Linked DNA regions of Homo sapiens: region 2 is linked to region 1. A link is a loop called in an ENCODE intact Hi-C map of the cell type or tissue named here. Cell type or tissue: HCT116. All regions are shown on one strand. Each heading gives the region's core, and the rest is flanking DNA. Links, peaks and the distances in the headings are about the cores only.

What was found. Hi-C counts contacts between places; a loop is a spot of excess contacts. Peaks named below come from ENCODE experiments on the same cell type or tissue, not always from the same donor. Only the 100,000 strongest peaks of a DNase experiment are listed, where the experiment ranks them.
Region 2: a loop joins it to region 1, with 5 times the contacts of the local background. A loop is called at or near these places in 15 of 110 quality-filtered maps.

What each region holds. Positions count from the first base shown.
Region 1 is chr1:171,800,223-171,803,138 of GRCh38, forward strand. It overlaps the pseudogene RPS15P3. Among named protein-coding and RNA genes, the nearest start is that of METTL13, 20 kb to the left of the region's middle. In HCT116, for the core only: a CTCF peak has its summit at 1,362 (motif pointing right); a DNase peak (open chromatin) is centred at 1,399.
Region 2 is chr1:172,398,171-172,401,086 of GRCh38, forward strand. All of the region lies in intron 20 of DNM3 (dynamin 3), which reads left to right. It overlaps LOC102724528 (a long non-coding RNA gene), which reads right to left. Exons shown (of 3, transcript XR_001738294.3): 2 at 1,649-1,746. Among named protein-coding and RNA genes, the nearest start is that of C1orf105, 21 kb to the right of the region's middle. In HCT116, for the core only: a CTCF peak has its summit at 1,519 (motif pointing left); a DNase peak (open chromatin) is centred at 1,471.

The DNA of each region.
Region 1 (2,916 bases), core at 283-2,782:
ATGAATGTTATGTTACACTACACAACAAAGGGAAATTAATGTAGCAGATGGATTTGATGTTGCTAATGAGCTGTCTTTAAAATAGGGAGATTATTCTGAGTAATCAGATACAGACACTGGGTGGACTCCACGTAATCTCAAGGGTCTTAAAATGTGGAAGAGGCAGGCAGAAGACTCAGTGTCAAGAGTGAAGCAATGTGAGGAAGACTCACCAGTCATTGCTGGCTTTGAAGACCATAGGCCACTAGCTAAGGAACATGGGCAGCCTCTAGAAGCTGGAGAAGGTAAGAAAACTAGAGCTTCCCTAGAGCTTCCAGCAGGGAGTGCAACTCTACCAATACCTTCAATGTAGCTCAGTGAGACCCATTTTGGACTCCTGATACGGAACTATAAGATAAGAATTTGTGTTGTTTTAAGCCGCTAAATTTGTAGTAACTTTACAGCAGCCATAGAAATTGAATATATCTGGGAAGCTTTAAAAAAATGCCTAGGCCTGGCCCCACCCCCACAGACTCTGATTTAATTGGTCTGGGGTGCAGCCTGTGCATAAGAATTTTAAAAAAGCTTTCCAGGTGATGGATGCTGTTTTGCAGCCAAAATTGAGGACCCCTGGAGAAGAGGTTCTGTGGATGGATATGTCACAAGGTAAGGAGGAAGGAATTGCCAGCTAGTCTCATTAATGACTGCTGGCTTAGCTCTGAAATGCAAACATCAGCAGTCACTTGGTAATTGGAACATACTCCCCTCCGACCTTCACATTAGCCCACACCTTAGCTCTTTGCCCTTTGAGTGATGGCAGTAGTGTGAGGAGTCAGCTTGTTGCATTGGACGATTTCCTCCATGGGGCACAGCAGCCTCACTCCCTGCTATAATTGGGCCCTGAGTGTACCTCCTAAGGACTGCTTAATAAAGCTCAAAGTCTAGTAAACCATAAGTCATACAGTTTCCCTCTTGTGGCTTGTCTTGCCATTTGATTCCTGCAGATTTGTTAACAGCTAAATGGTCGATAATAAAAACCATTAAGTTGGATTTTTCTTTTTTATATACCCAACTGGCATTTTTTTGGAGAGGTTGTTCTGTGCCAGACACTGTGCTTGTGTTGATAAAAAGAGGAAAGATAGCTTCTGCTCACCAACTAGCTGGGGAGAACAAATTACACAGCACGTGGATGACTTCAGCAACCACCTGTGCATAAAGTGTAAGGGCAGCATACAAGATGGTCAGATGTTTGCTTAGAGTCTTCTTAGATCCTCTTGCTAGGCAGACAAAAAAATCCAGCCTCAATAAAAACTGCCCCCTTAAAGTGACTGAAGGCTGGACTCATGGTTTTGTTTTTCTAGCCCACGTCTCACTTGGTTCCTGTGCTTCCCACTAGATGGCACTAGAAATCACATTTAAGTGCTTGGGTGGCTGTAAAAAATTCTTGGGAACCTGGCACTTCCAGGGGCTCTTTCACCTGAGCCGTATTTCCTGTGTCTTTCTCTGGTCAATGAAGACAGACTTCTACTTTACTTGTTGTTCTCTTGCTTCACCTAGTACCCTATGCCCTCTGCTCTTCCACCATCACCTGTTTCCTGTCCATGCACATGGAGACAGCACCATTTTCTCCAGTGGTGGAAGCCTGTATAAGGCAGAGATCCTTTTACCCCTACATCCCTGATTTTAGAAGTAATGGCAGGAAATACAGCAATGGAATAATGCTAGTAAGACATGAAGCTCGTGGCACATAAGAAGAAAAAAATGTAACAACATGCATCTGGGCCTGAGCTGGTATGTCTTCAAGTTTTCTGCCAAGATGTAAGTCATTTTTATCATAGTAGTAAATTGGTAGATAAATGTTGGTAGAAGTAAAATTTGATTGAAATAATGGATTTTTTAATGCAAACCTGTCTGTAGTGGGTTGAATAGTGGCTCTAAAAAGAAATATCTAAGTCTTAAACTCCAGAACCTATGAATGTGAGCTTATTTGGAAAAAGGGCCTTTGCAGATGTAATTAAGAATCTCAAGCTGAGATTATATTGGATTGGAGTGGACCTTAAATCCAATGATAAGGACTTAGAATGGAAGGGGAAATGAGACAAGGGAGATGGGAGAAGGACATATGAAGACAGAGGCAGATTGGCGAGACATCCCCGCAAGCCAAAGAACAGCAAGGATTGCTAGCAGCTACCAGAAGCTAGGAAAGAGGCAAGGAATGATTCTCCCTCAGAGCCTCCAGAGGGACCCACCTCCTGACACTTTGCAGACTTCTGGCCTTTACAGTTGTGAGAGAATAAATGTCAGTTGTCTTAAGCCATCAAGTTTGTGGTAATTTGTTTCAGCAGCCTTGGGGAATGAATATATAGCCGAAAAGGGCTTTGTTTGTGCCACCCCACAGAACCAGAGAACCATTAATGCTAGTCTCATTAATGACTGCTGGCTTAGCTCTGAAATGCAAACATCAGCAGTCACTTGGTAATTGGAGTATATTCCCCTCCCACCTTCACACTAGCCCACACCTTAGCTCCTTGCCCTTTGAGTGGATGGCAGTAGTGTGAGGAGTTTGGCCTCCCAAAGTGCATGGGCTCTGGGCCACATGCTACCCCAGATGTGTTTAACCTTCACCAGACATTTTAAATAAAATCTATCGATTAGAAAATCGTTTTATACAAAATCTATAAAATTTCTGGATTCTTTTGAGAATTTAGAAGCTCCTGTGATGACAGGCCCATGTTCATACTTGGCTGGAACTGGCAAGCATCTTTGCCTTGTGGATGGGTGGTGTTTGCCACAGTCCCCACTGCTCTCATCTGTGTGTTTCCTGCATTTATGTTACATGCCTGGTCCTGCAGGCATTTGAGCTTGTAGCTCCTACATATTTAGCAGGACAGGTAGGCTGGGAGACACAGTCCCTTCTTTAGAACAAGGGGAAAGGAG
Region 2 (2,916 bases), core at 266-2,765, 600 kb after region 1:
TGTTGAATTGGAAAAGCAAGATTTGAGAATATTCCTCTTTACTGCATTGTCATTGCACTCTAGTCCTTCTGATTTCCCTTGTTTCTCAGATGATCCCTACGCCCAATTATACAGAACAGTCTTCCTCTAGTTACTTATATCAAACACTTGCCTGCTAGCTGTGTTTGGCAGGCCAGCAGGATGAGGTAATAATCAGAAGAAAATGTTCTGGTTTATTGGCCTCATCCACGTACAACATTATTCAAAATAGTTCTCTGTGGGTGAGAACAGAGTTGCTTTGAGATCCCCTGGTCTAATGTTCTGTAGTAGTGAGGAGGAACAAAACTGTAAACTTTTTTGATCTCTTCTAGAATAATGGTAAGGTAAATGATATCTGCTTGGCCCATCCTTTCAGTAATGTTTACAGGCAGTTAGATGTATGTGAAAATGAGAGCCTTTCATTTATAAACATTTTGGCTTTACTCTTTCCAAGTCCAGCCATCTTCTTACGTACAGCCTCCATGGTCAGTACAGCAGTGTTTTCCTAAAAGCATATTTTGTGAACAATTTCTCCAGGATGATGGTAGTTTTTGTAAGACAGATGCCTAAAAGACATATGGTTTTCATAGATTTTCCGTCTAGACTAGCTTTATTTAGTGACTTTTGGTCTGAATTGGTCTAGTTAAAGTTTCTGTAGGAGCTTGTATAAAAATTTAAAATGTGGGTGTACCATTAAGGTGTAAAACAAAAGTTTGACTTCTTGTTGGCAAGAGATTAAAACGGATTGGTTGAAAATTTCCTTCATGTTAAGTAATTCTGATCATCTTATATGCCTACTCATCCATTCCACCCCTACAACACTGTCCAAAATGGAAAGGCTTACCCTAAAAATCCCATAACTGTTAAATTCATATACTCCTCACTGTTCCTGAGTAAATTCTTTGTGTTCCAGTTTATGTGTGTATGTTAGAAAGCCCTAATTCTTTCTGCAGACTCTTTACATGGCCCAGGGGACATATTATTCTTTACCCTTTTAGCACCAATTTTTACAAACACAGCATTTCTCTCATTTAAAAAAAGCGTCTGACAAGCCGCTGAGTAGAAGCGACTGAACCTTTAGGAGTTTCATAGTGCCTTCAACCAACAATGAAAATTCTGTTTTTCAAGGCGTTTCAAATTCTTGAGCCAGTGTCAAAGACTCATTTAGAAACAATATGACATGTTCAGAGGAAAAGAATTACATCTAGTCTTGCCCAGAAATCATCCTTTTGCTCCCTCTTTTGTAAGAGCTAATACTGCAGACCAGTCCCATCTTAACTGCATCAGAAAGAGGAGGCTCGTGGAAGGGAGGAAATGTGGGCCGTTCTGTCTCCACGAGTGTCATTGCTTGGCTTCCTTGGCTTCTCACGAAGCATTTAATTGGACTTAGTCACATATTTGTTCACTGACATGGCAGCCTGCAAAGCACAATGCCTCTCTGTTTTTCTCTGTTTGCTTTAAAAAATTTTGTTTTTAAAATTTGAGCTCTAAAGCATGTTAGAGCTCCTCCTGCTGGATTTAAAAAAAAATAACTGGGACGATTAATAAATGGTAATTCTTTTTCTTCATATTTACCACCTGGGCTAATAGAAGTGACAGAAGCCTATCATGTGGTGCACTTAAAACTGACCTTTTAATTCATCAGGTATGAAGGTCAGGCAGAAAGAAAATGTTGGTGCTACACAACTCATCTCTCAGTCTTCAAATTCCTCATGCTCTTTTTTTTTGCTGTTGTTAAAAAAAAAAAAAGGAAAAGGAAAGGTTATTTTTCTGTGAGTATTTCTAGTTACATAGTTACCCCAAGTCACATCCCCATGCTTGAAAGGTTCTTGCTCCCTCTCAGAAAGGGACAAAAAGTCTTTTCTATCTTCCCAAAGCAGAAATGAATTGTGCAGTCATACAGAGATTCGAAGTGTTGCCTTTTTCCTCCCTATCCTTTCTTCTTTTTCCTTCTTCCTCCTGATTTCCTCCTCCTTCTCAGAAGCGGACACTTGCCTCGCCCAGTAGCTAGTTCTCAGCACCTCCTTTCTGCCTCCTCCTTCCCCTAAATGGTGGCAGTTGGCCTCTCCCTCTCCTGGTGCCTGAAGTGGGAGTGACGAGAAGGGTCAGAAAAAGGTTTACCCCATTCACCATCAGTGGGAGTAGGTTTCTACAGCACATAAGTTTCTGGAGGTCTCTTTAGGAATAAGAGAGAAAGGAGGGGGGATAGAAGGGAGATAGGAAGAAAGGAGGGAAGGAGGGAAGGGGCAGGAAAGGAGGGAAGGAGGGAAGGGGCAGGACAGGAGAAAAGGAGGAAAGGAAGGAGCAAAGGAAAAAAAATCACTTGTAAATCTCTGTAAAACCACTTCCTTTCTCTGCATGCTTTCTCACACTGTATCCCTCTTGCCTTCTGCTTCTCTGCGTTTCTTTTAGCTCTTTCCTCCCCCAAGTTTATAATCTCAATGATATAGTACAAAGGCCAAAATACTTAAAAGTTAATCTCGGAAAGTAATGCTTTTTAGAAATCATATTTTAATACAACTAAAAATCCTTCATGTTACCTGTTTCATGACTTTATTAGGACTTGGGACAAAACAAGTCATTTGGTATTTGTGATAAAGAATAAGACAACCCTTGATTTCTCAAACTTCAGTACTTTCTGGCTTTCTTTCCTTTGCACATACCTTTCCTATTCCTGGAATGCTAGTCCCCTTAACTTTCCGTACTTTCTGGAAGTCCTTCCAACCTCCTAGCCTCCTTCCAACTCTAAGCTAGGACTCCAGATGTTTCTGAAACTCCTGAAGCAAAAATTTTAGCATAATCCTACTGTGGTCATAGTTAACTTGTCTCTCTCCATCTCAACAAGAAACTTCTTCAGGGCAGTGACTCTTTATTTCTGTATCTCTACCTCTTAACACA